Linked DNA regions of Homo sapiens: all the other regions are linked to region 3. Evidence: chromatin loops called from intact Hi-C (ENCODE). Cell type or tissue: heart left ventricle. All regions are shown on one strand. Links, peaks and the distances in the headings refer to the core of each region. The heading gives the core; the rest is flanking DNA.

Region 1 (6,250 bases), core at 1,429-5,428, 290 kb after region 3:
TTTCATTATAGTGGGAGGTAAGAAATTAGGTAGGAACAATGTCTATGACAATAAAGAACATGAAGAAATGTTTCCTGAACACTACAATCTCTATATGCATTGACTAGACAATTAACAAATGTATATGTACCTCTTCAATACATGGCTATATTTCACGTAGGTCTATAAATTTTGTAAAACAGTTTTTAAAGATCGGTAGTTTACATAGAGAAGGGCCTTGCAAAAAAAAAAAAAAAAAAAAAAAAACTGCCTGTGACCCCATGCATCTTAGGAGTGGCTCTAGTCCCATATTTCTATTTTTAAATTTTCACTCTCTCTGCCTTATTACCTTTCCCTTATCCCATTGCAATACTTTTTCTAACTGGCTGGATGTTATCCTTTCTTCCCCTTATAATCTTCCTTAAACACATCTGCCTAATTGCTCTGGATGTTTTGGAGTTACTTCTATACTTTAAACTTCCACTGACTCTCCATTGTTCTCTGGTGAAGTACAGACCATTCATTCATCCTCTGCAATCTAACTACAAACCACCTTTCCTACTCCGTCTCTCAGTATGTAATGTTACCACACAGTAAGTCTGTAACGAAACTGAACCTCTGGCTGTTCTTCAACATGTCTTTCTCCTTCTCATCTTTACACATTTGCTTTTAATATTCCTGCCCCACTTCTGTCTCTCCCATTTCTCTCCATTACAATTATACCCAATCTTGAAGGCCTCAAATGCCTCCATTTTCCCAAGCCCTAAGTCAGATGTCTCCTTCTTTTCATCTACATGCTTATTTAGCTGTATCTCTTTTGCAGTTTTTTTTTTTTTTTGCCTCTTTACAAGCTGACTTAAGTGACATGAAGATGAAGGGACTTGGCCAGGGTTAGGGTTCAAATTAGTCAAATAATTGTTCATATTGGCAGAAACATATTTTTATTGCTTCCAACCATTGGCACTTAGATGATTAGTTTTATTAAAGAGAATCACAGACATTAAAGAGAACACAGACAAGACTGTGCTCTTAGTGGAAGCTGATAACAGAAATAAGCTTATGGTTTGCAAGATGAAAAGCCCAAATGCTACATTGAATAAAAACTAAGAACAAAAAAGGTCTAAAGCAAGAAGGTCTAGAAATCTTGTTAAACGCCATGCATTCACAAAGACATTTTTTCTTTTGAAAAAGAATAGAGTCAGAGGAAAGCAAGATTTCTATTTATTGCCTTTGTTGTCTTTAAAGAGCAGACCTTGCCAAAACTACAGCAGTCATGCAGATCTTGGCATCTGCAATCTCTAACAGGTTTCAGATTTCCAAAACTGACTTGAAAATCACATGTCAGCAAACTAAAGGGGCAAGGGGAAATGCTGATAGGAAACAAGTGAGTTTTATGTGCTCTTGAAATTCTATGAAAAAAATATGCTAAATGCTAATCAGAAAGCCTGCAATCTTTCATTTTCTCTTTATGACAATGATTAAGCTCATAATGTCTTTCAGAGACTTGAGCAAAGAAAACAAGCTGGAAAATCAGTGCAGTAAATGGCAAACATGCCACGGATGTGGATTAGACTGGGAACTAGAGTCAGTGAGAACATGGTATTTGAGTAACACTGTCCCTGGATTGGCAAATCTGTCTGAGATCTGTTATATTTTGAGTCTCAAAGACACTGAAACACAGATGTGGCCATAAAGGCCATATGATTAGAACAGGAAGTCTGCAGATGAAAGTTCAGATACTTCTGATTTAATCTAGGTCTAGCCCACCCCATCACAGATGAGGAAAAGATGTCTCCAGAATAGTAAAGTGACTTGCTCAAGTTAACAGCTTAGCTGGAAACAGGCCCACAATTAGCATCTAGGTCTGTTGACTCCTAGTGCTGTCTGCTCCTTCATATTGCCTCTCCCTTTAAATTCCTTTTCACTCGCTTAATGAGTATTGTTAGAGCCTAAAAGCCTGTGTATGTGTTGTGGTTATATTGCTGTCAGGAAAGGACAATTAGAAAATAGATCAAAGTTGTATTTATACTTCAACTGTGAAGAAACGCAACTTGATGGTTTAAGGACGGCCTTATGCCAACAATCAATCAGGTAAGTCTGTGATGGTGCTCTTGGGGGCTGGTGTGCTCCATGGGTCATCACACTGAGCCCTACTGAACCGCTGCTTTAACAACAGAAATTTAAATAGAGGACATTTTTATGTTTTGCAGACTTATTATGTGTGTATTTGCATATAAATATATATAATTTGCACATAATCTATAATTACAAAAACTTTTTTTTTTTTTTTGTAAAGGTCAGGACCTGATATTTTCTGAAATTGGTAGTGGTTAGGAGGTGCCTAGAAACAAAAGACTATCATCACTTAGCCAAATTGCTTTGGGGCATGGACCAAGGGGGCGTGGAAACCAGCAGGGAAATATAGATCAGATTGGGATCAAGTGAAACATTTGAGTTTTCCAGGTAAACATATCACAGGGCCTTGAAAATAAATTTTAAGAAGATAATTTTACATTGTATTTATTTGTCTGAAATGCTTTGGAACTGATCTCTAACAGGAATGCTTTCAGACCTACACAAACATATCACTTGCAAAATTTAGACTCTTATAAAACACAAAAGGTGTTTATGAAGTTGAATATAAACTGCAGAGTTATCAAAAACTATCCCCCAAGGCACGTTAGTTTTTAACTGTAAATCAGAATTCAAGGGAAGGTGTAAAACAGGGAATGCAGAGATGTTTCTTCCTTGCTCACAATGCCCCTGGAGTCCAACATCAGATCCATGCTGCAGCAAACTCTCCATCAGAAGGGCCAGCCAAGGAGGAGGGTGCTTTACTATATGAATAGACCAGACTGTCTCAAAGAGATTAGCCCATGCCAGTAACAGTTCTTAGACTAAATCGCTCTATTTCAGAAGTTCTTTCTAAAACCCTTATTTCTGAATCAAAAACATGCCCTTTTATTAATTTGTATCCGTGTTCTCCTGAAATAGGAACAATTGACAAAAACCATGGTCAAGGATTGCCATGTAACACTGACTTCAATCAAGCATAGGTTCGGGAGGGTGTGTTTCATATGAATTTCTTTTCATTAGGTCATATAGCTAACATTAGATGCTAGAAAAGTCTGCAGCTCCCATAGAGGAGGGAGATGTGAAAATCTGGTGCTGGCAATGATGGCAACTTGCCATTCTGACAGAATTGCACAATCAGCTTCCAGGACACGTTTCACCAGTTTATTTTAGGAACCAGTGAGCTACACTAGAGGGCAGACTAACCTAGACCTTTTTATTCCCTTCCAATGAGAGTCTAATCCATTGTGTCTGACATGAAGCATTACAGAAATAGAATCCTACAAGTGAATAAAACTGTGACACTGTTTCATTATCGTTGATGAGGATTGTGCCTCAGATGGTTTCTCCTTATTTAACTTTGTACTGAGGGCATTTAATATCTTAAATACTTAATTTAGAGAAGGTTTAAGGAAAACAAAACAAAAAGCCTGTGAAAATAGTGGAGGGTGTACGATTATTACAGCTATGTTATTGCAAAGACAAGCATCACTGTGAGAGTGTGATAATGACCAGGAACACACAGAAACCTTCTCCAGAGGAACATGAAATCTATAAGACATTGTCACAGTGAGATAAATTAGATCCATAATGGCAATTTTTGCTTAGTATGGTGCTTTGTAATTTCTCATTTTTAAAACTATGAAATCTCATTTTCTTTTCTTTTGTGTGACTGTGAAGCAGTCTAAGGGTCAAGAGGACAAGCTGTGTGGAAATGGGTTATCCTGGAAATAAATTCAGCATTGCTCTAGCTGGGATTGTCCTATACCACCTTGGAATCTTTAGTCCTTTTAGTGATTTTAGGATGTGGTGGAGGAGAGGGGTATGGAATTTTCAGGATTGTCATTGGGCATAGATGTTGTCATGAAACTGGTTGATTGACACAACTGCCCACTAGTCATTCTTTTAAATTATCCAACTCACGGGTGTAAGAAATAAATATTTTTCATAGCTAGTGTATTAATCAAGATTCTTCAGCGATAAAACCAATAGTATATTTATTTATTTATTCATTCATTTTAAAGAATTGGCTGATGTGATTATGGAGACTGAGAAGTCCCAAGATAGTAGTAGTCAGCAAGCTGGAGACCCAGAGAGTCAATGGTATAATTCCAGTCTGAGTTCAGAGGCCTGAGAACCAGGAGAACTGGTGGTGCAAGTTCCAGTCTGAATTAGTTTAAACGCAATAGAAGATCCGTATCCTAGTTCAAAGACAGTTAGGCAGAGAGAGCATGCAAATTCTCCCTTACTCAAAGGATTGGGTGAGGCCCACCCATATTGGGTAGGGCAATCTACTTTACTCAGTCTACCAATTCAAATGTTAGTTTCATACAGAAGCATCCCACAGACACAACCAGAACAGTGTTTGACCAATTATCTGGGCACGTAATGGCCTAGTCAAGTTGACACATTAAATTAGCCATCACAGTTAATATCTTGTTTGTGTTTACTTTGTGCTTACAGATTATAAATCACTTTCATAAACATTATCTCTTTGTCCTCACTACAAGCTAGGTAGGGCAAATTTTCATTAACGTTATCACAAGGGGTTATTATGCATAAGTAATTATTAAGACACTGAATGGTCTTCATGTCTTTTATGAAAATGAAGCATAGAAAGATTTTGCAACTTGAGTAACAAGCAATTTGTATTACTTCTTTCAACTCTTAGTCCTAGGCTCTTTTGACTACATTTTACATTTATTTCAAAGTCTAAGCAACGATAGCTACAGCAACTGCCAAATCTCCAAAAGATGAATATTCTGACATACAATGTAAAAATTTCCCTTGCCAAATTTGTCCTGTGTTAAAATATACATAGTGCACCTGTAGTAGGCTTGGCACATTAAAATAAATGCAACTTGAAGTCAGTGGTGGCAGGGGTTAAAGTGGGCAAGAAATAAATGGAATAAGTATGTCAGTATAATTAATAATCACAGAACTCCAGAATGCTCCCTGCTCAAAGACTTCTTCCCCGTTAATGATTCAGATTTGTCAGCCCCGTTAATGATTCAGATTTGTCAGAGATTTCCTTTTGTTTGTTACTTTTTCCAGACAGCATTGCCTCGCCCCCAAATAAAACAACCTGAGACATATAGCACATTAAGGTTATTGGATGTTTTCATTTGGTGACCAGGGACATCAGGGCACTTTAGCCACTCTGATAGCAGAGTGATAAAAAGGGACAAAGAGCCCAGAAAGGAGAAAGGGAAGGAAAGCTGACTTGGACAGATTTATTTACGCTCTTGATATTATGACTATAGACTAGCCATCAAGACAATAATGTTAACTCACTAATTCATGTAAATTATTTCTTCATCCTGTGAGAGTTCACTGGAGTCACATCTTACTTAGGGACAAGATCTAAATTTACCATGTAAGGCAAAAATCACATACAACCAAAATCACCCTTGAAAACCTTAAATCACCATTGAACTAAAGTGTACAGGGCTCTATAACTGTGTTTAACAATTATATAATGTATAGCATGTAATAAAGACGCATATGCAAGATTTTTTTTTTTTTTTTGAGATGGAGTCTCCCTTTGTTGCCCAGGCTGGAGTACAGTGGTGCGATCTTGGCTCACTGCAACCTCCGCCTCCTGGGTTCAAGCGATTCTCCTGCCTCAGCCTTTTGAGTAGCTGGGATTACAGATGCGCGCCACCACACCCGGCTAATTTTTGTATTTTTAGTAGAGATGGGGTTTCACCATGTTGACCAGGCTGGCCTTGAACTCCTGACCTCTAGTGATCCATCCGCCTCAGCCTCCCAAAGTGCGGGGATTACAGGCATGAGCCACCGCACCTGGGCAAGATTTTTTAAATACAGTTTTATACCACAAATACATATTTTGAAACAGTAGAGTCATACTGAGCATGGCATGATGCTCACATTATAAGGGACACATTAACTGTGGCTAACTGAAGATCTCATTTCCCATCTTCTCTTATTCCATGGCCTATATTCATTTAGTAGAATGGCAGGCTGAGTTGCAAGGTAATTCTTTCTTTTAATTATTTATTGTGACACAATTTGAGACTTACTGAAAAGTTGCAAGGACAGCACAAAATTCCCAGTGTTAACATTTTAACCACATTTGCTTTATTCTTTCCTCTTTCTCTCTCTCATGTCCTTTTATAGCCTATTTTCCCTCATTTGTGCATGTATTATTAAATTTGCATATTTTAAATGTACAAAT
Region 2 (6,250 bases), core at 1,143-5,142, 54 kb after region 3:
TCTTTATTTCATACCCTTTTGCTTCCTATTCTTTTCTTTCACAAACTTGTCTGGCATCCTATTTTTGTGCACTTCTTTGGGATAAGTACAAAGAATGATGTTATGACTATCAAGTATACAACTGACATCTAAACAAGTATCTTAAAACTTGTACAGCCAAATGAGTATTGTCCCTCTTGAAGCGGTCATCTTGGGAAGTTGTGCTCTCTAATGCTTGATATATTGTTTACAGGCCTGCCTCCCATTCTCTCGAATGCTCTTAATGTGGCAACTCATTGTTTTTTGGGGTGAGATTTGATCTTGAAAACAGCCAAAGGCATTTGGAGGGCAATCTAGTGAAGTCATGCTGGAACGGACCATTTTAAATGAAAAACGAGGTATGAGCATAAGTGTTGAGAGTGGGCCAGTGCGTGGCTTTTGAATTGTTTTGAAGGCTGTTCTCCACTGGGGATCCCTAAAGTCTTTCCTGTCATCTAACAAATGTGATGCCCTGTGCTAAGCCCTGAATATACAGAGACAAGCAAGACGGGTATGAGCTTGGTCCTCCTGGGGATCCCAGTGTAGCACCGAACACGGATATAACAACAAATGATGGGTTTTCATTACATTTGTGACACATACACTAAAGAAAAGCCCAGGCTGTGATGAGAACCCATCCCAGAGGAGTCACGGAAAACTTCTGAGTAATTGCCATTTAAGCCAAGGAGGGCAGGGCAGTGTTTCTTAACCTCCACAAGACTGACTTTTGAACCAGATAATTCTTTGTTGTGGAGGGATTCTCCTGTGCATTATGTGATGTTTAGCAGCATCCTTGGTCTCTGCCAACTAGAGGCCAGTCAGTAGCAACTCCCTCCAGCTGTGACACCCTTTACAAATCTCCAGACATCATTAAATGTCCCCCAGTGGACAAAATCACCCAGAAAAAGAACCACTGGTGGAGGTGAGAAAGGAGTGAGAATATTCCATGCAGAGTGAATAGCATGTGCAAGGCCTCAAGATGGGAAGGAAGAAGACAGGCATTTTTGTGGAACTGAAGGAATGCTAGTGAATTACTGGTGAGACAGCTGTGATGTTGGGATGGTTTGTAGCCTCCTTGTAATGAAGACAGTTGTCCCTGGCCTATTTTAAAAATAGTTCAATCTCCTACTCTTATGCTGCATACTTAGTCTCTGCCCTTATCTTTCTGTTCCTTTTCTTTTCTTCCTTACTTCCGTATTCTTTCTTCCTTCGGGTTTTCTAGAGTCTACCAGACAACTTAGGTGACAAGAAGTATGCCGGGTCATGCTGAATCCATTCATTGAGTATTCAGGCAAATATTTTAGTAGCAGCCTTTTCCTCAATTGGTTTGTGATCTTATAATAAACTGAGCCCACTTTGAGTTAATTAAAATGAAAATAAAAGCATACTGATAAGCTGGGAAAAATCCCTGTAGGGAGAGGGAGGCATCTAAACCAGAGGTTATAACAAAAAGGAGGGGGCTGCCCTGTGCGTGTCAGGATGTTCGGCATCACTGGTGTCCACCCACTAGATGCCAGTGGAACCAGGGTATTTACATATTTTAACACAATAAAACAACTTGTTGATGTTGTTGAATGAGGAAAACAGCTATCTCCCCTTAACTTTCTGGCTGTAGTAAAGGAAACAGGCAGCACAGGCACTGTGGGAAGCATGTAAATTACATGTGGGAGTCGATACTAATCCCTAAGCCCTAGGAGGGACCAGGGTGGCCAGAGCTGTCAGGTGGTTGCCTTTGTTCGCAGTCTTGTCAGCTTATCCCAGGGTGCAGTATAAGTATAATCATTATCTCTATTGTCCATACTGTGAAAACATTAGAAAGCAATGCTAGGTAAGCAAACTTGCTAGAACATTATATAAAATAGTATATATTGGTCTTAAATGAATAGTCTTGGGCTCTTTCATTTCTAAAAGGTTTTGTGTTACAAGGCCACAATTTAGCAGCTCTTCTCAGATACAGTTATTCATATTTTAAGTATTTTATTCTAATATCATTCACATGGATGACAATTTAGTTGTCTGCTGTTGTTGCCAGAGCACTGCTTCTGGCATACTACCTTTGATGTGACCCATTGCTATTTGTTTATTAGAAACCACTTTGATACTCAGATGAATGGAATATTTCCTTTCATTGGAAAAATAATCAACTTTAACTTGCTTTTTCTTAAAGGGATGGGTTTTGAACCTCTGCCAGTTATTTTTGGTTGCTGTAATAAGTCTCAAAGACCATGAACCTCTCTGTTTAAAGACTGTTTAAAGTCTTCACCAAGACTTTAAGCTTCAAGAGGAAGCAGCCACTTTTCTTTTGTTCATGTAGCATCTCCATCGTCCAACAGACATACAATAGGCTCCCTGTAAAAAATGGGTTGAATTATAATGGTGCTTTGTCTGTTTGTGTTGGCGTAAAAAATACCTGAGGCTGGGCAATTTATAAAGAAAAGAGGTTTATTTTACTCATGGTTCTGCAGGCTGTACAAGAAGCATGGCACCAACATCTGTTTCTGATGAGGGCCTCAGGAAGCTTCCACTCATGGTGGAAGGCAAAGGGGAACCAACATGTGCAGAAGTCACATGATGAGAGTGGAGGCAAGAGACAGGGAAGGTGCTAGACTCGTTATAACAACCAGTCCTTGAGGAAACTCTTGTGAATACTAATAGAGTGAGAACTCACTTGGTGCCCCCAATCCCAAGGAGGGCATTAATTTCTTCATGAGGAATCCATCCTAAAGACCCAAACACCTCTCATCAGGCCCTGCCTCCAACATTGGGGATCAACATCCAAACCATAGCAAATAGTCATTAATTTAGGAAAGTGGAAGAACCTAAGTAAAGAGGACTCTAAAAAGGATAAACAGGGAGGTGAGAGGAATTACATTCTTTTACTGGATATAGGATATTGTCTTGGGCGATTTTTACTACCCCCTGAAAAGTTTGGCTGACTTCAGCTCATGTTTGGCTGACTCCAGCTTAGATGTGATAAGAATTTGGTTATAGTTTATGAAGACTAAATATACATTTGCTATTTTTAAATTGCTTATTTGTACTGAATAAGTGCCCTACCACATTGTGTGAATATGAAGTTCACAGGCTGGTATTCCATATCAGTCTATTCATACTTGGTTGGCTATGCATGTAAAACGATTAAGGGGGGGTGAGTCACCTCACAGTAAGAGAAGAAAACCTTCTTTACTGCTGTCAGCCTGAATTGTTAAGAATGACCTTCTAAAGGTGGAAATTGCCCTCTGTGGTATCAGGCAGGGTTGGCGGTGGGGACTGGCAGCCCCTTCCTCTTCTGCTCAACTTGAGTTTAATTTCTTAGCCAGTTTGTTTCTCTTCATGTTTCACTGCTTTCCCACCCTCCATCTCAAAACATGTTCGAGACAACAGATAATTTTGGAGTGGCTTTTATATTTAAGGGCAGGCCAATACTAAGAACATATTAATTTAAACAGTAGCAAATCAGCATTTTGTGAACATAAAAGGATTACGTAGGAAGTTCTGGCCATGCAGTCCAAAGCTTTCCCACAGGAAGGAATGTATGTTGTGTTGAGGAGAATGTCTCTCTGAAATACATAAGCACAAGTCACTGGTGGTTAGTGAATCACTCCCAGTCACATTCATGAACAAAACCCTCTAGGTTGGGCAAAATCGGGCAGGATTTCAATTTAATTCCACAAACACTTGTTGAGCAAGACCTGGGTTTCTGTTTGCTCTGCCCCATATATATGAATTGTTCTCCATTCTGTGTTGAGGTAATGTGAGGAGTAGAGAAATTGCTTTAGACAAACATTACTGTTTGGAAATACTCGACCTAAGTGGATTCAGTTACTTTCTGAGAGTTCAGCGAGGTTGGAATGAAGATTGTAATTTGAGTTGTATATAAAACAGAGAAAGAAAAACATTTTGCCAACTCTTGCATTCATATATATTTTCCATCCCTGACATGATTATGTTTTTATATTTCCCCAATTAGATTTTAAACCATTTGTAGGGAGGAAACTGGGTTTCTTTTAACAAGGTCTCCCAGGCACGTACCGCAGGGTTAAGTACCTTACAGACTCTCGGTAAATACTGACTGCCTGAGGGGAAGTGAATATTCCCAAGGGTGTTTCCTTAGGGCTTGGTATTTTCCGTGAGAAGCAGACCTCGTGTGGAAGCGTTGTTCCTTTAAGTTGGGATGGTTTCCTGAAAGGTTTCAGCACAATGACACTGATTAGCTGCCAGACTAATTGCTCACCACCACCAACCTTGTTTCGTAAGCAAACTGGGCCCGAGGGTAAAATAACATGCACACTGAGCCAAACTTTCCAACATGTGCTCCTAACCCTTCCCCCTTGAATTCAGAAAGTGACCTTTTGGTGAACAAATGTTCTTTCACCTTCACTGTTTAGAAGTTGTTAACACCGGGCCAGCGACGTGATTGATGCACGTGCTTTCCCCTCCTCTGGAGTAGGTTCCACTGTTTCCCCCTCGGAGCTGTGAACTTTTATATTGTTTTCCTTTGATAAGGTGGCTGGGTTGCCCATAAATTTGAATGTATGTTTTAATGACCTGGTGGTTGCTGAAAGAGTGTTATTCTGCTTTGTAGGCTTCTGGCTTTTCTTCTTCAAGGCACACTTCTGGCTAAACGTTTTCTGAACATGGCCTTCTCTTAGTAATCTGTTTGAAAAGTCTGTGATTTCCCACCCTCCCCCCGCACCTCCACAAGCCCACCTGGGTCTCTTGTTTGCAGTTTAATTAGTTTAATTCTCAGGCAAATGAGAAATCTTTTTTGAATCTAAGGATGCCAGATCTTTAAAGTCAGTTCTTTCAGCAAGCTTCAGTTTTCCAAGTAGAAGAAACATCAGAAAGGATGGAAAGATCAGTGCTGATAATTCTTAGTTATTTTTAATTTTGGGGGGTGGGGGCGAGTGTGGAGAGTAAGGGTAAATCCTTCCTCAAAGCCCAACATTGCAGATACCAACAAAAGGGGAGATGGAGGCAGTAGGGAAGAGTGATTAAAGGTACCAACTAGGAGGTTAAGTGTGTGACTTTGGGCAAATTACTTATCCTGTCTGTGTCTCAATTCCCTTTCCTATAAAGTGGAAATTATACTAATAGTACCTACCTCACAGGGTTGTTATGAAGAGTAAATGAGTTAATATATACAAAGTGTGTAGGCCAGAGTGCCCGGTGCATTGAAGGTGCTACGTGAATGTTAGCTAGTATAGATTCTCCAACAATTCTGGAATCCCAACAGTTTTGACATCAAACAATGGTTATTTTTCAGTTTTTTAAAGTAATTTATTTGATGGCAGAACTAACCTGAACTGTTGAGAATATTTTTGTCTTGATTTCATTTAATGTGAATATAAGTTTTGCTATGGAAATATTAATGTGTTTGATGTGGGGCCTGCCCCAGTCTACCAGGTGGGTTATAGATATACGGTATATGCACCATATTACATTTACAACATCAGAAACATGCTGAATTCTGAAACATATCTGACAGCACAGGTTCAGATAAAACACTGGATGTATGCCGAGATAGAAAAATATATTGGCAAAAATACTTCCTATTTATTACCTATCCTGCTTCTTCTTGGTTATACCCCTTGGTGTTTTTCTCATAGGACTGAAAAAAAAAAATAGAAATTTCACAGGCTGTTATTTTATTTGTGAATATTTATTGAACCCATACCATGTGCTAAGCAGTCAAGGTCCTCTGCTGTCAGGGAGCTGATTGGCCAGTGTTAGCTATATATTATTAAGGGCCTACAATGTAAAAGGCCTTAATCTAGATACATTATTCACATAATCTCTAGTTCTAACAATAATCAGTTCTACAAATAAAGGAAAAATGCTCTGAGGCATTAAATAACCTGCTCAAAGCTAGTCACCTATTCAAAGCAGGTAAATGGTTGAGCTGGGACTTAAATTCCAGTCTGGGTGGCTCCATGGCCTGTGCTCTTTCCACTTTACCACATTTGCTCTTGCTAAGAGCACTCAGATCTAATGGCTCTTAAAGAGAGTCTTGTAGACTTTAATCTCTTTCTGACATGCCACGTTATGTGAGGCCTGACAAACAAGAAAAGCTCACTGGTGCACTTGACCTCCCTGGAAAGGTTGTGTCACCGTGTGCAGGGGACACGTCAGCAGTCAGTGGACAAGTCAGGCAAGTCACAGATGAACATTATGGAATGGGGCATACATGAAATACTGGAAACTAGTTTGTGTAACAACCATTTGTAATTCT
Region 3 (6,250 bases), core at 1,209-5,208:
AATTGCTGGCCCTCCTTCTATGTAAGCTCCCAGTCTGTCTGCAGAGGCCAGCCTTAAGGTTACTGTTTCTGCTGCTCAGATGGCCCCAAGCAGGGGGACTCCAGGTGTGATATTGGGTACATTGGTCATCCCTCTGCCTCCCACCTGGATGGAAACAGTCTGAGAGCCCTCTCTGTGGCTTGGTTTTAGGCAGGACCTTAGGACTTGTGGGTGAATTGATGGGGGAGATACACACTTACCTATGTCCTCTTTCCCAGCATGGGACTTGAATGCTGCTATTGGTGCACATTTCTGCAGACGTGTCTCTGGCTGTCAGGATGCAGAATGTTGGTAGGTCCAGTGTGGGGGCTGCCAAAGGCGGTGTCATGTGCTCTGTGGATTTTTGTGTGATTATAATGGTCCCATTTGAAGTTTTCCTGTTTGTTGCAGTAAAACCTCTCTTCAGTGTCTGTTACCTTTCTCTATATTCTTGGTGAAGGAGAGAGATAGTAATAAGGGGCCTAAATGAGGTAAGAAGAGCAGATGCTGTTCTCTGCTTCCTCCCTGCCACCAACATTCCTTCTGCCCTGTTTTTCCTGGCCAGCTGTGCTCTGGGCAGTCCAAGCCTGTGAACCAGCCACACCCAGGATCTGTGGTGGAGCTCAGTCCCAGACTGTTCTGGAAGAGTCGCCCAGAGGAGCCGTGTGGTCTCCCATTCAGCAACAGAGTACGGGATGGTCTCTCTGAAGGGCAGAGGGTCTGAGCACTGTCCCCTTCATGGCATCTAAGGCTGAAATGCTGAATGATGCAATGAGAGGATTCTAGGGGAGAAAAGGAGCTGTACATGGGCTTGATTCTTCCCTCCCCAGCTGGTGGACACAGCACCAGAGGTGGAGCTGGAGGGCCCTCCACTGACCCACATGCACTCCACTTTGCAGCTGTGCCCTGGGACACACTTATAATCTCAAAGTGTTATGAATTCCAACCACTGGATTCTACCCTACTTCTGACATAATCTTCTTGGGTTGATAGTAGCCTGTCTCATTACCGAGTATTTCTTCTTATGGGTAGCCCTGGTTAGTCATTTTCTTTTAACTTTTTGTTTAAAGAAGACCTGTAGATATGAGCTTTTTGTCAGAGATGATCTCTGCAGGCCTGAGTCTAAACTGTTAACCCTCTCTCAGAGAATGAGTGCTGGCTCTTGAATTTCAGGCGCTTTGACATTTACTGAGGGAAAGAAGGAGAATGGAAGGAGTGAGCATAAAGCGCTGACCTGAGTGGAATGGCGGGTCGACTTGCCAGAGCCCCGAGATGATTATACTCTCCCAGCTCTAGGACAAGCTGTCCAATTTCCCAAAAACCAATTTGACAATTGTCGAGTGACCAATTTGCTGAATTAGAAGAATTTACTAATTTACCAAATTGCTTATTTCTTTTATGCATTTCTAAAGACTTGAGCAATTGGCATGGGCTGGGTTGGCAGGGCCTGAAAGGGTTTGGAGCAATGAGTCAGAAGCAATGGTCTCTGGGAACAACCCTGTAGGTGGCGCCACTCTCTGGACTGAGAGGGGCACTGGGTGGATGGTGGAGAGTTAGGGGAGGCTTTGCTGCAGAGATCCGAGCCTTGCTGACTCTTCAGTTCTTGTTTTTAAAGCAATCCTTATTTTTGACCACCTTTTTTCCTTAAAAGTCAGTCAGCTCACCACTTTTGGATTCTTCCTTGACTTCCTGGCCGTACATACTTCCCATCCTCACGCTGCCTCACTTGTTTGGCTCTTCATCTCTCTCCTTCTCCTCCTTCACCCTGGAGCAACACCGGAGGCCTCTCATGTCCTCCCGTGGAGAAGTGGGAGAACAGCACAGCCCTTGCCTTACTATTTTGTTCTTACGACCCTCAGACCTTCAGGGGCTCACTTTCTCCCACAGCACTGTAGCCAAAGAAAGGTTTCTTTCCTAAGAGGGATTATGGTATCAGCTCTTCAAATACCATTAAATTTTTATTTTCTACACATAAACACATTCTTATGGTTTTGGAAAATGGAAGCAGTATAAAACCAAAATTTTTTGCAAACTCAGTGTGATAGCCTTCATATATTAGGCATTCAATGAATATTTTAGTGATTAACAAATGGGTGGTTTTTAATAATGAACCTCACCCTGTTATAACCAAATACTCGTGTCAGAGAAACTAGCTTGCTTTTATATCAAGATTATGGCCCTGGATTTTGATAATGCCACAGAAATATTGTCAAATGTTGTTCACTCGGCTCTGCTCTTTCCAAGTTGAGGTGAGCTAAGGGAGCCAACCAAAGTAAGGTTGGTTTCCTGCTCCTTTTCCCCCCCACTTAACCCTTTGCTTAAAAAGCTCTCCGAGGCCATAAACTACTAGGACACAACTCCCTATTAATTAGCCATTTATAACTATGTTTCTGTTGATTTTTTGGACCAATCATTAATTTGATAGGGTTATAGGAAGTCCTATGCTCCTGTAACTGAGAAGACACTGTCTAAGTGTGGGTCCAGATTGAGGAGGTCCTTTGGGGTCTGTTGCTTCTATCATTGGCCTGACCCACGCTGTCTCTCAAATTCAGACCTCTCAGAAAAAGGAAGAAAGGCTTCATCCGCAGTGGGCATTAAAAAAAATCATAAACATCTATTCATGGTCTTGGAATTGAATCTTAAGGCAAAGCAGGATCTCAGGTAAGATTGACAGATGATGAACTGGCAGCCCACACCCCATTCCTGTTGATATGTTCTACCTCTTTCTATTACTGGGGTGTGATTACTTCAAAGCCAGGAAGAGCTGCAATCTAATTTTAGAAGAATGCCCTTCTTTTACACGTTGGTGAGTATATATCTTAATATATGATGTATATATCTATATAATTTTAGTAGTTGTATAATAAAAATTGGGATAGGTAAACAAAAGAGAGCAGCTGAAAAGTCTACCTATAAAGGCTTCAGGCTAACATAGTTACTTATATTGCTTCTACCACAAATCTGTGGGGATGATTTTTATTTGTTGGGAAGGGTTGTCTCTGAATTTCCTGTAAAGTTTGGCATTTTAAATCTTTTTTTTGACTCTTCTCCTGTTAAATATATATCTTGGAAACTTGGCTGTTTCTGTTTCCTGAGCTTCACAGCGAACCAACAAACCAGCAGTAACTGTAATCCACCTCTTAAAATTTAATCCCTTGGGACAGTCCATCTCAATGGCAGAATAAGAAACACTCTCCTGGCAGAATAAGGGTGAAGATAAGCCTATTCCTGTACTTATCTGGGAGCACATGTAGGTATGAGTAACAAGACCAAGAGCTGCCAAGGGTGAAGGAAGATGTAGGAGCCCATGGATTGCATGAGGGAAATATGGATCCTGTGAAGGGCAAGTTGGTTTCTTTGTGTGGACGACCCAGATAAAGCAATGAAAATGGATAATAAGGACAGTAAGGACAAGTGCCTTCCAAGGCATTAAGGCAAATGAGATTGTAGCATGGATACAGAAGAGAAAGGAGAGAGAGAAAAAGTAGATGGAAAAGTAAATGACTCAAACCTTCCATTACTGAAAGTTCCAAATGTTTCTTTAATGGCAATCACCAGATTGTAGGCCTTCATTTTTCACCGGTCAGCATTCCCTCATCTTTCTGTTCATAACAAATGTGAGTTCCTCTTCTGACCACTAGAGGTCTCTAGAGAATCACGGATCAACATCTGAAGCCTCATACCCTCTTGCTATCAGCCACTCTAGGAGGTGGAAATGTTTATTTTTCCAACATGAATAGTCAGTCACATAGTCACAAGAGATCCAAGGCCTGAATCTTAAATTTCTAAAAATTAAAAAATGCATATAGCTGCTTCAGTGGGTAGCTGCCTACTCAACTTCAAGCTGGCACTGACCATCATCCCTCAAATATGTCCCTTGCTATTTTGATGGTAGAAATTCTGCTATTACACAGAATAACAGCACTGCTTCTACTAAAAAGGCAAATGCTGTGGAAGCCTAATTTATACAATCATAATGAGTTATTTATACGATAGTATGAGTGACTCCGTTGGGCCTTTGCCATTGTGATTACGAAGGATGACAGATCAGGGTTGGTGGGGAGATGAGGAGGGCAATGAAAGAGGAGGTGAAGACAAACTTCATCTACTTCACACCATTGCAGAGGTCTGACCCCAGGTCCTCTTCCAACTTCCTGCCCCTCAGTAAGTGCTGTGGGTGTGTAACCCAACTCTGGGGTCAAGTGAACAAACTGCCCTCAACTTCCTTAAGGCTTCCTGTTCAAGACGATGACTTCCAGACTTTACTGGGACACTGATATTATCACCTCTGGAGTCCTTGATGTGACTCTCTTCCTGGTCATATGGACTGTAGCTATTTTGGGCGTGTCCAACATGTTTGATAGTGCCGGTGATGACAAGTGTACATTTCAACATTCCATTATTTAGAACACGCATGTAATTATTTGTAATGAATCACTGATGACATCTGGAGAACAATGAAGTCCTCTTTTAATGTTTGGATGATTAGCTATCGGAAATTTTTACTTTGATGGTCTTTCATTTTTATCTCAAGGATTTTGGATATTAGTTCCTGTTGCACTCTGATGTACATTAATTTTTCCTACATTTATCTGTCCATCAAACATTTATTGAGAGTCTATTAATTTCCTCTTACACTGAAGGCTCTATAAATATGAGGATGAATAGGAAGAATAGGGCAGGGTTCTCAAGAAGTTCGTCAGTTGATAGAAGGGCCAGATATGTTGAGGCAGTTACGAAGTGCATGATAAATAGAGAAGTACGAAGTGCATGATAAATAGAGAAGTACGAAGTGCATTGGGACTAGGAAAAAAATAAAGAAATACTTCTAGAAAAATAAAGTCCATTTTCTCAGCTTGTTTGAAAGCCATCATCTGTTGTTGTTATTATTTTTCATCAGGGGACAGTAGTCTGATAATTCACCTTGATGCCTTTGGTATATTTTTTAATTGCTTTTAGCTCTTTTAAAAGGTGCTTACCACAGGGTTGAAGGGTAGAGTATATGTAAGGCAATGTGGCTAGAGCCTACTGGTATAACCCATTCCAAAGGAGTGACCTCTTATCTGGTCAAAGGAAGACCAGTGGCCAGTAGGGTTGCCTGTGTTTTCACAGTGGATATCCTGGAGCTCCTGAAGTTGGTACTACTGGAACACAGAACATTCCCTACTGAAGAGAATGTTATAAAGTGCATATGTTCTTTCTTTCTGCAATTTTCAAGGATTGTGCACATCTCTCAGTAACCTAGCCTTCTTTTGAAGCCTTGCTTACAAGACAGAAAATTAGGTGAGTGGCTGAGATTTAGAAGTGCGTATCTACCAAGGGGGAGAGAATAAACTGTCTTTTGAGCAGAGAGGTGGCGCGAAAGCTCACCAACTTCCTGGGTCCAGTATTCTCAGGAGGCCATCTCTTCTGCTGAGGATGGCTTCCTGCAATGGGCTGTGGGTTTGTTTTATCTCTGACCCAAAATAGCATTTGTATTCAGTTCTCTCAATGGAGAGAGTGGAGAGAGCAAATTTCATTTCTTCATTATGCAAAAAGACACATGTATTTATAATGAACAACTCCATTTGGCTTTTTACTTTTAGGTGGGCATAGACTTCAATTGATGCCAGATCCTCCTTTTTCCTTGGAGAATCATGCTTGTACTTTCTTAAATTACATTTATCTACCCTTCTGCATTTTCTTTACTCTGATATTCTTTTTGGAAACTTTTTTTTTTTTCAAACCTCCAAACCACAAAGTGAAACAACAGGGAACATGTTCTTACAACTGGGAAGTCAACATGACAGACATGTTTGGATGTCTGTTATATAGCTTGCTGTAGACCCATCTATTAATAAATAACTGAACGTGGCCGGGCGCGGTGGCTCACGCCTGTAATCCCAGCACTTTGGGAGGCTGAGTCGGGTGGATCATGAGGTCAAGAGATCGAGACCCTTCTGGACAACATGGTGAAACCCCGTCTCTACTAAAAATACAAAAATTAGCTGGGCATGGTGGTGCGTGCCTGGTTCAAGAGATTCTTGAACCAGGGAGTTGGAGGTTGCAGTGAGCTGAGATCGTGCCACTGCACTCCAGTCTGGTGACAGAGCGAGAGACTGTCTCAAAAAAAAAAAAAAAAATTGAACGTATATGAAGACTATAAGTAGGAAACTTACCCACCAAGAATTAAAAAAGAATGAAAAGGCTTTCTGAATCCAAGCTTTAACTTATTTTCAAAGCACTAATGTAG
Region 4 (6,250 bases), core at 1,410-5,409, 1.1 Mb after region 3:
AGCAAGCTGATTGTAATGGAATATATATAATACCTAGACAATGTATAAATCTTGTTCTTATTGGAACTGTAAAAACTAAACGCTGACAAAACTGACTCCCATATTTTTGACTTCCTTGAGACACATTACCTAAATAAGCAGGTAAAATACATTTTTAAAATAGATACTCATGTAGTAAACTTGTGCAAGAGAGGGGTTCTGCAATCTGGCATTGGAGTTTCTTTGACAAGCACACCTGGGAGATGGTGACAATGAGAGTGAAGCCTCAGGGTGGTTTCCCCATAGCCATGAGAATAGCTTCCCATGTTGAATAATGAAGTACTTTCATATCTGTGTGATCTTCATACTTTCTGCAGGGGCTTACCAAAATATCCACCTCTGCTTTCTTCCTACATTTGCACTGTTCCATTCAATGAGTAATTTGGTACCAAAAATAAAAGATACTAACTTATCTATTAAAAATGTTAAACAGGCCGGGCATGGTGTCTCACGCCTATAATCCCAGCACTTTGGGAGGCTGAGGTGGGCGGATCACCTGAGGTCAGGAGTTTGAGACCAGCCTGACCAACATGGTAAAACCCCATCTCTACTAAAAATACAAAATTAGTCAGGTGTGGTGGCGCATGCCTGTAATCCCAGCTACTTCAAAGGCTGAGGCAGGAGAATCACTTGAACCTGTAAGGCGGGGGTTGCAGTAAGCCGAGATGGCACCATTGCACTCCAGCCTGGGCAATGAAGCGAGACTCTGTCTCAAATAAATAAATAAATAAAGTTAAACAAATTAGTAGCAGAGGTTAGCAACTTTTACATAGTAGTTGGTTATTGATAGAGGAATATTTGATCTACGTATTTTGACTTTCAGCTTGAGTTTTTTCTTTTAACTCAATAAAAGAATTTCATGACAGTAAAATACTTGAGATGTCAGTTTTAGGGCTAGGTTTTCTCTTCAGTATTTTAAATACATATAAAATTATTAGTTATGTGTTAATGTTTTAGACTTTCTAAAATACAATTTTTTTTTTTTTTTGAGGCGGAGTCTCACCCTGTTGCCCAGACTGGAGTACAATGGTGCTATCTTGGCTCATTGCAACCTCTGCCTCCCAGGTTCAAACAATTCTCCTGCCTCAGCCTTCCAAGTAGCTGGGATTACAGGCGCCTGCCACCACACCCAGCTAATTTTTGTGTTTTCAGTAGAGATGGGGTTTCACCATGTTGGCCAGGCTGTTCTCGAACTCCTGACCTCGTGATCTGCCTGCCTTGGCCTCCCAAAGTGCTGGCATTACTGGCGTGAGCCACCGTGCCTGGCCCAATACAAATGATTTTTATTGAATACAGCTTCTTTGCTTTTCTTATTTGATTTTTCCAGGGTTAATTTGGTTATCATGAATGTTTAATCTTCCAAATTCATTCGCATAATGATAATCTTGCTTTCTAAGGATATTAGATGAGAATAAGCTTTTGAGCCAAATAATAGTTCATTCTTAGAAATAGGAAGTAAAACATTGCCAAGATTAAAACAAGCCCAAACACTGAGGTTCAAGGTCAGTTTGAAACAGAAACCACAAATTTTGATTGGATCTAACCTTGGCAGCATAAGACTCACATGAATTGTTTTTAGTATTGTATAGCAGAGATATGCATACACAGTCTAACAAAAGGAGACACAGAGACCAGTTCAAAGTAGCAGAACATTCAGAAAAGAATTAAAAACTCAGGTCTGTTTTAGTGAACATGGGTCTGGAGCCCCTGAGTCTATGTCCTGTCACTAACACACCTGGAGTAAGTTAACAGAAGGACAAATGCTGTTAGAGAAGTCAACTAAATGTTCTGAGGTGAATGAACGGCACACACACAGATGTGTGACAAGTACACATTCTTCCTGACAGATAGTCTAAGACTAAAAAATGAAAGCTCAAAAGATAGAATTTAAACATGAAAACAAGTCAATTTTGAAATTCTCATTTTCTTACTTTACATGATGTAACTAGGCCAAAATCCCCTTCTCTGGGTATCAGAAGTCTAGGAAAGGCAAAAAGATATTTATAACATTCTTATAAGTCACTAAAAAGGCAGTGTAAATATATGCTAAAACATTTTATTTTTAAAGTGCTACTATAAAATGTTACTATTCTATAGTTGAAAACTGGTTTCTCATTGTCAGTGGATCTCATGGAATACCACTATTGAGTTTGCTAGCACTTCACTATGTTTCTTTTCTTTTCCTTTTTCTTTTCTTTCTTGTTTTTTGGAGACAGGGTCTCTCTCTGTCACTCACATGGAAGTGCAGTTGTGCAATCACTGCTCGCTACAGCGTCCACCTCATGGGCTCAAGCGATCCTCCCACCTCAGCCTCTTCAGTAGCTGAGACCACAGATGTGAGCCACCACGCCAGGCTAATTTTTGTAGCTTTTGCAGACAGGTTCCTACTATGTTGCCCAGGCTAGTCTCGAACTCCTGGGCTCAAGCAGTCCTCCCACTTCGGCCTCCCAAAATACTGGGATTACAAGTGTGAGGCATCATGCCCAGCCTACTGTGTTTCTAGGAGAGCCTTGCAAATTCAAAAACACAGGCCATAACATTTTTAAAACTCTTTAAAAGACTCTGAAACATAATACGCATGAAAGAAGTATAAAACATAGACAATAAATTATCATAAAACAAAATACTGTGGAACTATAACATGGATGAAGAAATAGAATAATGTCAGCAACCCACAAGCCCTTCCCAAGGTTCATGACATATTGAGTTGTTCATGAAAATAGCTCATAACGGTTTTGAAGAATAAAAAGAACATTGTAAGTCATATCTTCAAAAATTAGTATTCCATATAAGTAGCATGTACCAGACTTATTGGAACAGTCTTGGTAAATTAAAACCTACAATAAGCCAATATTTCTATTTCGTTTGAGTACAACATTTCCAGATACGAGCTAGAGATCATGAATATCGTCAGCATCTGACTCAGCGCAGCTCTAGCCATGCCTTGCTTCATGATGATATTACATTGCTACGCTCTGAGACCCACCCGGGGGCTTTGCTTTGTGATCTGAAAAGCCTGGCTGAGAAAATAGGCAAATATTCCCTTCTGGAAGCAAAATTTGTGAACTCATCTCCTCTCCCAAACATTCATTCAGCCTTATCTCACCTTTCTCAGAGGCTGCCTCTGCCTCCTTACAGGATACATTCTGCCCTGGGTACCAGGCAGACATCATCATGGTCATTATTTAATGCACTATCTGTTTTGTTATTGCCTGTTAGCTTTTTTTTTTTTCTCCAATTATACTTGGAGGGTTGATTCTAGACAGGTTCTATTTCCGCATTCCCAGCAAGCAGCTTTGTGCCTAGAACTCACTGTGCATATATTACACATTTATCAATGAAAGGTTTTAACGTGGATCAGGATGACTCAGGTGACACTGAGTCTGGTCTGCCTGTAGGAAATTGATCCTTGTTCTATCATCACCCAATACTACAATCTTAGGCAAGTGATAAGATAAGCCTGGCTCTCAGTATTTTAATCTGCAAAACAGGGATGACCGGTAAGGTGATCTCTAAGAGGACCGTACAGCTCCCAAATGCTTTAATCCTGCTAGATCCTCAGAATACTTGAGTATGAAATCTTCCAAAATGATGGCACCCAATTTTCACACTAAATGGGAAATCTTGATTGTCTTCACCACTATTCAAAACTGTGATTTTCAGACAAAAACAATTTTAAAACAAATGTATTTACCTTTCTCAAGACCACCAAAACGCTTAGCAGATTGGTTTTTGAACGACAGGACAAATCCTGGCCTGTCCTGGAGATGAAACGCCACCTAGTGGATACATTCCTAGGCAGTGCGTTCCCCACCGGAACAAGAGGGCGCTTTGTTCTCTGTGGCTGATGGCTTCTACTCATTTTCTCCTTCCTCCACCTGACACTCCTATCTCAACCTTGTCATTTCTTTGGCTTTCTAAAAATTATAGGAATACTTATCTTGGTAAGAGAAAATGTGTTTATTTGAACCATGTTTGATTTAATTTTTACCTATTTGCTTTACATTGCCAGCGTAGTTGGCATTTTAAGGAAAAAAGATAAAAGTCCAGCATACTCAGACTGAGTCTTTTTAGTTTCTTATCAATTTGGTTTGAAAACAATCCTTGAGCATTCGGAGACGCCTTGGCTAGACAGACAGAAAAAGGATAGTAGAGTTCACATGTCTCATAAGCAGAAGAGACTATAGCGCCCAAGCTTTTGTCCAGTTCCTCACCAAAGGACCAGTATTTTACAATTTTTCTTGTTTTAAAGAGAAACCATTATAGACAACTAATCTAGCGCTTTGGACAAGTAAATTTACTTCAGTGTGAAGTGGAATCTTTGCCTGGATAATGTTTTCACTGAGCTTAAGGAAATTTAAGCGACGGCTACTTAAAATGAACAGAAGGACAGGATTATACTAGTTATTTTTTTCTCTACCTAGCAGAAAAATATCCATCAGTTCTGCCTGTTGAGTTTCAAAGAAACTTAGAAAAAGGTGGTCTTCGTTAATTGATGAAACATCAAGAGGATTGCTACAAACCTCTAGCCCAGCTCCTGATGCCTCTAAGGTACTTTATCATTTTTGCAGCAGAAACTTACTCATTTAACCAGAGCTAATGATTCCTTCCAGCAGTCCCATGGCAGCCAGCTCTTCATATTGTAATTGCATCACTGAGGCTCTGTATGTCTCCAGCCTTTCCTAAAAAACCTTTTTTTTCTTTTCATTAGTTTTTTTTTTTGCTAAGTACCTCTAGCCAGCTCAGGGCATTTTAATTTATATTTCCTACAACCATCAACCTAGTGTAAAATTTCTTCACTTCTTTACAGACTTTTGTTTCTCTTTCTCTGACATCTCTTACTGTATCTCAAAAAATATGGAAGTTTTCTGAACCTAAAAATAATTCTTTTATTAATCCTAATATATATTCAAATTAAAGTTGTCTCCCCGGCCCCACCTTCCTTTCTTCTTTCTTTCCATAAATAAATAAATAAATAAATAAATAAATAAACTCTTTCAGAAACAGTCCTAAGGTATTAATACAATCTCCCTGAGTTCCAGAAACACATTTCCCAGTGGCAATTCTGTAGAGCCTCATTCCTAATGAAACCACTCAAAGGATTATGCCAAGATTTCTAAGTAATAGTCTTGTCCTTCTGCTCACGAACAAGTTTTATAGACTTGCTCTTCTTGCTTGTACCTTCTAGAAGAGGGCATATAGCTCAATTCAAACAGCCAAAAAGAAAAAAAAACTCAGAGGAAACATGGAGAAATTACAACCCTATAGTTAGCCTTATTTATGCTTCTACCCACTCCCACTGAAGGAATATATACTGTCAGTCAAAAGCTGCTCCTGTTCCTCCAATACATTTCATACTCAGAGTTCCTACAGAGATCATAGGCAAACATGAATTTCAAAGTCAATGTGCCAATAAATAAATGTCTATTCATATGTATTAGTTGTCTTAGGTGTTGAGTAGAAAATGGAAATAAAGATAAGGCACAGTTCTTGGATTCTGAGAGATTACAGTAAAATTTGAATGGCAAGATGAACATATAAACATTCATGGGAAACAGATAAGCAGGCATATCATAAGTCAAATTGAATTTTCCTATAGATATAATGGCAGATGTGTTGCTGACCAGGGACTTGACGCTAAACCTTGTATAGAATTAATCATAAGTACGGTATAAATAGTACACCTGCATTGCATAAATGTTTCTAACAGACATATCAAGAAGTCAAATAAAGAATCATGGTGTAGTTGGTTGAATGATGCCCACCCCTTCAAAAAAATATGCCCATGTGTTAATGCCCAGAACCTGGGAATATGCCCTTATTTGGAAAAAAAGTATCTTTGCAGATCTAATTAAGGATCTTAAGATGAGACCATCCTAGATTACCTAGATGGACCTAAATCCTATGATGTATCCTTATAAGAGACAGAAAAGAAGACAAGACACAGAGAAGGCCATGTGAAAACAGAAGCAGAGATTCAAATTATGCAGCCACAAACCAAGAAGCCCTTGGAGCCACCTGAAGCTGGAAGAACTTCTCTTAGAGCTTTTGGAAGGGGAGCAGCCCTACAAACACCTTGATTTCAGGCCTCTAGTTCATACCCATGAGAGAATACATTCTGTTGTTTAAACTACCAAGTTTGTAGTAATTTGTTATGGCAGCCACAGGATACTAATACACATGGTATCTTAGTCTGTCCCTGCTGCTGTAA
Region 5 (6,250 bases), core at 1,499-5,498, 440 kb after region 3:
TTAGCCTATAGTTTAACCTTAAAGCAAGGATGATAATAGCTCTTCCCAAAATTAAACCACCTTTGTAAAACTAGTGAAAGGCCAGAAGGTTAGAATTATGAAAGGAGCCTTAGTGCTGCTAAGATATACTTAAACACTAACCAGCCATTTCTCTGGAGGTCACAAGACTTGTAACCTCCCCCAGTTACTCCTGTAGATAATATCACTATTGTAGAACCTAAAATTGGCCTTTTAAGATTTTTTTTTCAGACTTTTGCATTTCTAATGACCAGCTGACTCAAGACTCACATAGTCCTGTGGCCCCCACTGAGAGGTTGACTCAGTGCACCAGGATCATTTTCCACACCCCTATTATTTCATCCCCAACCAATAAGCATTCTCCATTCTCTAGCCACCTGCCCACCAAACTATTCTTGAAAAAACCCTAACCTCTGGGCCTTTCAGGAGACTGATTTAAGTAATAACTCTATCTTCCACATGGTTGGCTTCACGTCCATTAAACACTTTCTTTACTGCAATACCACAGTCTCAGTGAACTGGTTTTGTCTGTGCAGTGGACAGGAAGAATCCATCAGGTGATTACAGTGACAATTCAAGGGCTACTTCTTTATTGAAACGTTTCCTGAAGTCTTCCCCAATCGATGAAGAATTACCTCCTCCTTTTTGTCCCCAGTGTGTCTTAATCACTATGCTCAAATAAAATCCAATATTGCATTTCTTTATACGTGTTAGGCCATAAAAGAGGGTTGCAAATCAAATGCCTTCATGACCGAGAGAGGCATAAGTGAGTGAAGCAGCTAGAATTAATATAATATGGAATGGTGAGAGTGTAGCAAAGTAGAAAGTGCATACCACTACCTATAGCATGCAAATAAATTTATTTTAGAACAAACAAAAACTGAAAAGTCTGGGAGCGAAAAACTTATGACACTATCTTTTTTAAATGTAAGCCACTAAAGTTGGTGTATACTCTTCAAGATGGAAGGGGACAAATACTAGCGACCAGCCAAGGTTTAAAGAAGTCTGTATGTTGAAGAGTTTCCCAGCTCAATCCCAGTCTAGCCCACTCTATTGCTTGTGAGAGTAAACCACAACTAATTGCCTTTACTTAAAGTTCTAAGTATTATCCGAGAAAACAGGAAACAATTTTCATCCCAATACCTAATTATGCACAGATTAATTTTACTTTCATAGAGAAAGTCAAAGATATGATTTCTCAAAAATGCAATATTACTCTGTTTGACATCATACAACAGCTTTTTCTCATTAAGCATTAAACTTGGGATTTTAAAGTATCTACAACATGTTCACATTTTATAGGCAACTATTGTATATCCTGTGTTTAATTGGGATCTAAATTTATGACATATTGTCAGATAATTTCCTCACTAGTGCCCACAAATAGTCTCTTACAATGTTTATTCGTTTTGACAGCATTGCTTTCTTGGATCTTTTCACTTTCTTTGTAAGGGGTCTTGCTTCAAACTACATTTTATGAAGTATGTGCTAAGAAAGAAACACAAGCCAAAAGTTTGAGCAATGCCACTAGTTAGATGTTGCATTGAGGAAATCAAGTCTCAGAACTTCCAAGGGAAATGTGGAATGAAGAACAAACTGTTTTGGTAAACTCTCTTTAATCCTCTAAAAGACTATAATGAGTGATTTTTGTTAGAATTTTAGATGATGCTGATGTCATCTGAAACATCTACTTAGGTAGGCAACACAGTGCAGATATTAATGTAACAGACTCTGAAGTCAGAGGCCTCAGGTCAAATCCAAGGTCACTTAATCACTTGATTCTCAGTTCCTCATCTATAAATTTGAATTTATCACCAAAACTATGATAGGAATACTAGCTACCTGTTAGGCATGTTAAAAAGTGCAAGTAACATAATTTGCAAAGTGCTTAGCATCACTTGACACATGGTAGGTGATATGGTTAGGCTTTGTGTCCCCACCCAAATCTCATCTTGAATTGTAATCCCCATAATCCACATATGTCAAGGGACAGACCAGGTGGAGATAATTGAATCGTGAGGGCAGTTTCCCCCATGCTGTCCTCATGATAGTGAGTGAGTTCTCACAAGATCTGATGGTTTTATAAGGGGCTCTTCCCCCTTTGCTCAGCACTTCTCCTTCCTGCTGCCTTGTGAAGAAGGTGCCTTGCTTCCTCTTTGCGTTCTGCCATGATTGTAAGTTTCCTAAGATATCCCCAGTCTTGCTGAACTGTGTGTCAAACCTCTTTTCTTTATAAATTACCCAGTCTCAGGCTGTTCTTTATAGCAGTATGAAAATGGAGTAATATAGTAGGACCCAAGAAATTATAACATGTACTATTGCTATTTACCTGGAATTATCAATAAGTTAGATGACATTTAATTATTTTTGGTAATAAAGAAGTTTGCGTACTATTGTTTTTCATACTGATTGTTTAAAAGCTTCAACATCTGTTTTGTACACATACACAACCAGATATTTGTAAACAATTTTTATAATAAGCCTATAGTATAAAAAAGGATAATTCTACCTAGAGTTATCATGAGGAGGGAATGATCTTTTATGCAAACCTCCATCAGTAGTGTCGGAAACTAGCAGGAAACTACAGTGTAATTACTACACATACAAGGCTCTGCATTCTTATTCAATTACTGCCTTCGCAGGCCTTTTATATTTTTACTCAAGCATAGTAAAGACAATATGGCATATTCAATCTCTACTTGGATAATTATAAATAATTAAATTTAATTAAGCCCTAATTATGCATAATGAAAAAAAAACTAGCATTTCCCTGGGATGTTCATGCAATCCCATGACTAGCTTGGCTAACTGTACACTGCAGCACAAAACTTGAAAATTATTAAGAAACCTAAAAAGCAGCAGATACCGCTAATTTAAGATGTGTCCTGGAACAAGCCGCTCAATTTCTGTGGGACTTAGCTTCCTCACCTACATAGCCCTGGGTGGAATTAATTCTTTCCAAGACGTCTTCCAGACTTCAGAGTCTGTGTTTATATGATTATCTAGTCTACCTTTTTCTTATCTCAACACAACTTAAGGAAAGCAGCACAATCCCATCTTTAGTGGTGGCAGAGATCCTCAAATGACGTGATAGGTGCCCCCTACTGGAGTGTCTCAGAATTGCTAGTGTGGTGGGAAGGAGGAATTTGTAGATTGAAAAACAAATAAACAAACAAAAAAAACCCGCCAAAGGAAAGTAAAGTGGGGTTTTACTTCTGTTGTCCCTATTGACTAAAGTATTCCAACCATCCAAATACTAAATTTTAAAAATTATTATATTTAGAAAGCCTTGTGGGGGCCAAGAGAGACTTCCCCTTTGCCCTCTGGGGAGTTGCTGAAAAATCAACTCACAAAAGGCAGATTAACTGGAGAAAAGGCACACATATTTATTTAATGTGCACATAGGGAGAATCACTGAGGGATGCCCACCATCCCAAATGGTTCAGAAGCTTAGATACTGCCTTGGCAGAACAGGTTACCCGAGAGGGGCAAAGAGAAATTCTGTTGAGGGGATTACTAGGGAGAATGAATGTCTCAGGGAACAGAAATTAGCTTGTCCATTATCTTGTGAAAGGGTCTGTTCAGGCATCATTGCATTCTTGGTTTTACAGGGAGAAGAAAAAACAATTGTTCCTTTTGGTGGGCCTGGATCTTAGGCAGATAAAGGTTTTGGGAGAGACGGTGGGTGGAGGAGGGCACTTACATGAGGTTTCTGCAGTTCAGCATGTCAAAACACATTTGGAGTTACTGATTTCTGAGCCCTAACAATCTCTAATCCAGGGATCATAGAAAAGCGGCCCTCAAACCATAAACAGTCTATATATGTGTTTTATACGGTCAATGTTCTTAAAATATTGGAATTTGTCACCAAAACTTACAACCCAAGAGAATTCACAAAATCCGAATTTCTGGTTTGCTTTGAAAATTCAGAGGACCAGGCTACAGTAGGCTCACCTTCTTGCAGCATGATAATGGTTGTAGCTGAGTAGCATTTGACTCCCTGACTACCATTCTCAATGGCCTCTTTAGCATTTGTCACTATGTGTTTCTCTCTTTTTCTTCTAGTAGAGAAACATTTTTCTGTATCTCAGCTCTATCAAAGGTAGGGAATCTAAAGACAAACCATGTTTCTTATGCCATCCGATTTCATTCATTCATCATCAGTGTCTCATATTTGACTCACCACTACTGTTTCCCACAAATTGGCCAGTCAAATAACAGGGAACTTATTTTCTGCTTTGTCACTTTGAGAAATATCGATTTGACCAGTTTTTACTCTTACTCTTTTTATTCATTTACTCTCAGGATGATTGCCAGATTTTCCCTTTCTCTGAAGCTCATTTATTTTAATAAAGTATAATATACTTTATTACTAATTTACATTCCCAGAAAATATATGTACTATATAATATAATATATAAATATACATTAAATATACAATGTAGGTATATATTACATTTATATATTATAATACATAGTATATATAATACTTATAATATATAACATTATATTTTCTATAATATATACATAATATATGTATAAAATAGAAAAAAAGATCCACAACAGACACAAATACTGTCAGTCACACATAAAAAAATGAGCAAAACTTCCTATCAATTATAAAATGTTTCTGAAAAATATAAAAAGTATCTAAGTATAAGGAACAATATGCCATATTCATTAATAGGAAGATGCAATAATACAAAGATATCATTATCCTAGCATTCATTTATAACATCAGTAAAATGCTTAAAAATTTTTGAATTTTTTTCCATGAAACTTAATAAGCTGATTCTAAATTTATATGTAATTCCAAAAGGGTCAAATCTATTCAAGAGAATTTTCAAGAAGAAGAGGTAAAAAGACTTATCCTAAAAATTACAGGACTTTAAGCTATGGAAGTTAAGATGGTAAGGTATTGTGACAAGAATAAAGAGACCAAACATAAATCTACATGTATGTACCCCTAATTCAACAATGTAACTACACTTAGTCTCTAAATACCATTTCCTACTAAAATGAACAAAGGCTCCTTGGAGAAAGAGCTGATTCCAGATCTGGAAACATAATTTACAGAATTGTCAGAAATATTTTGTCACTTTCAAGAGCAAGGAAGCTCTCCAAACTACCAGGGTCATGACAAAAGGACTTAGGAGCCAACTTAAAGAGGCTCCCAGTGGCCAAAAATAAGCATCAATAAGAATAATAACCAAAAAAAAATTACGGTATTGAGGTATATATGTATAGATTCTTGAGATAACAATGTGTCTACACAACAATTACCACCATGACAAACCTTGTTCATCACTTTTAAAGGATGCCAGAAAGCCAACTCATTTTAGTAGCTTATAAATAAAGATAAAGAATCAAATATTCTTTCTGACTTTCCAATAAAAACCATAACCCAAGGGAACCAAATAAGTAATGAAAATTTCTCTTTATAAATGATTTCTTGCTAATAAATGAAGAAAAATGACAGAATGAGAATATCACCATTTTACAACCCTTATTGAAATAAATTAATGGAGGCAATGATTGCTAACATCATCAAAAGTAAGAAAAGACATTACATGCTTTCTAATAGAAGTACATGTGTTATGTACCCATGGGATTTTAATTTGTAGAGGTGACTGGGTGACAACATAGAGAAGCTAATGCCATTGAAAGATTTTTATTATTTACATTGCACAAGCGGAGTGGGTGTATCACAGCATTCAGGGCCACATGGAGAAATGCCAGGTTTGGTCAGTAAGCAGAAGGGGTGCAGGGACAGCACGGTCCAGAGCCTTTATTGTGTTTTCCAAGGGGAAGGCAAAGCAGAGCAGTTTAGGTCGGGTTGTTTGAAGAATGTTGGCAGTTGCTAGACTATAGTGGTGGTCTTTGGTTGTCTGGTACTTGGCCCTCAGTGCTTAGGACAGAGGAAAACTGCCTCTTGGAGATAAGAGCCAGATAAGAGGTGCCTCAGAGTACAGACTCCGGTTGGTTAGTTTACATGTGAAAGACATGCTTCTAGGCAAGTCTTTTACTATGTCTTGCTAGCCCTGGAGGGACAGTCTCTTCCCATTCAGAGAGGCCACTAATGCTAGAGCATTAAAAATACAAAACTAAGAAAACATAGTTAATATAATACATACTGCCATGTATGAAATATTACTGGAAATTCTTACATAATACCCTAGGATAGTACTGTGGCTTTCATGTGTGTCCTTCCAAAATTCATGCTGAAACTTAA

The links. Hi-C counts contacts between places; a loop is a spot of excess contacts. Peaks named below come from ENCODE experiments on the same cell type or tissue, not always from the same donor. Only the 100,000 strongest peaks of a DNase experiment are listed, where the experiment ranks them.
Region 1: a loop joins it to region 3, with 4 times the contacts of the local background. A loop is called at or near these places in 62 of 110 quality-filtered maps.
Region 2: it touches region 3 in a loop (2.3-fold over the local background); 11 of 110 quality-filtered maps call a loop at or near these places.
Region 4: it touches region 3 in a loop (2.9-fold over the local background); 33 of 110 quality-filtered maps call a loop at or near these places.
Region 5: it touches region 3 in a loop (6-fold over the local background); 48 of 110 quality-filtered maps call a loop at or near these places.

What each region holds. Positions count from the first base shown.
Region 1 is chr5:82,638,319-82,644,568 of GRCh38, forward strand. No RefSeq gene overlaps it. Among named protein-coding and RNA genes, the nearest start is that of MIR3977, 200 kb to the right of the region's middle. In heart left ventricle, for the core only: a CTCF peak has its summit at 3,233 (motif pointing right); no DNase peak of the experiment used is centred there.
Region 2 is chr5:82,402,184-82,408,433 of GRCh38, forward strand. LOC124901019 (a long non-coding RNA gene) reads right to left here and starts at 5,187. Exons shown (of 3, transcript XR_007058845.1): 1 at 5,123-5,187; 2 at 4,066-4,200; 3 at 3,485-3,578. In heart left ventricle, for the core only: no CTCF peak of the experiment used is centred there; no DNase peak of the experiment used is centred there; H3K27ac peaks cover 610 bases.
Region 3 is chr5:82,348,334-82,354,583 of GRCh38, forward strand. No RefSeq gene overlaps it. Among named protein-coding and RNA genes, the nearest start is that of RPS23, 73 kb to the left of the region's middle. RefSeq lists an enhancer at 3,961-5,160. In heart left ventricle, for the core only: a CTCF peak has its summit at 3,663 (motif pointing right); no DNase peak of the experiment used is centred there; H3K27ac peaks cover 1,507 bases.
Region 4 is chr5:83,426,769-83,433,018 of GRCh38, forward strand. It overlaps the pseudogene FTH1P9. Among named protein-coding and RNA genes, the nearest start is that of VCAN, 42 kb to the right of the region's middle. RefSeq lists an enhancer at 179-338 and a silencer at 3,873-3,922. In heart left ventricle, for the core only: a CTCF peak has its summit at 3,819 (motif pointing left); a DNase peak (open chromatin) is centred at 3,833.
Region 5 is chr5:82,790,893-82,797,142 of GRCh38, forward strand. No RefSeq gene overlaps it. Among named protein-coding and RNA genes, the nearest start is that of MIR3977, 46 kb to the right of the region's middle. In heart left ventricle, for the core only: CTCF peaks have their summits at 3,125 (motif pointing left) and 3,329; no DNase peak of the experiment used is centred there.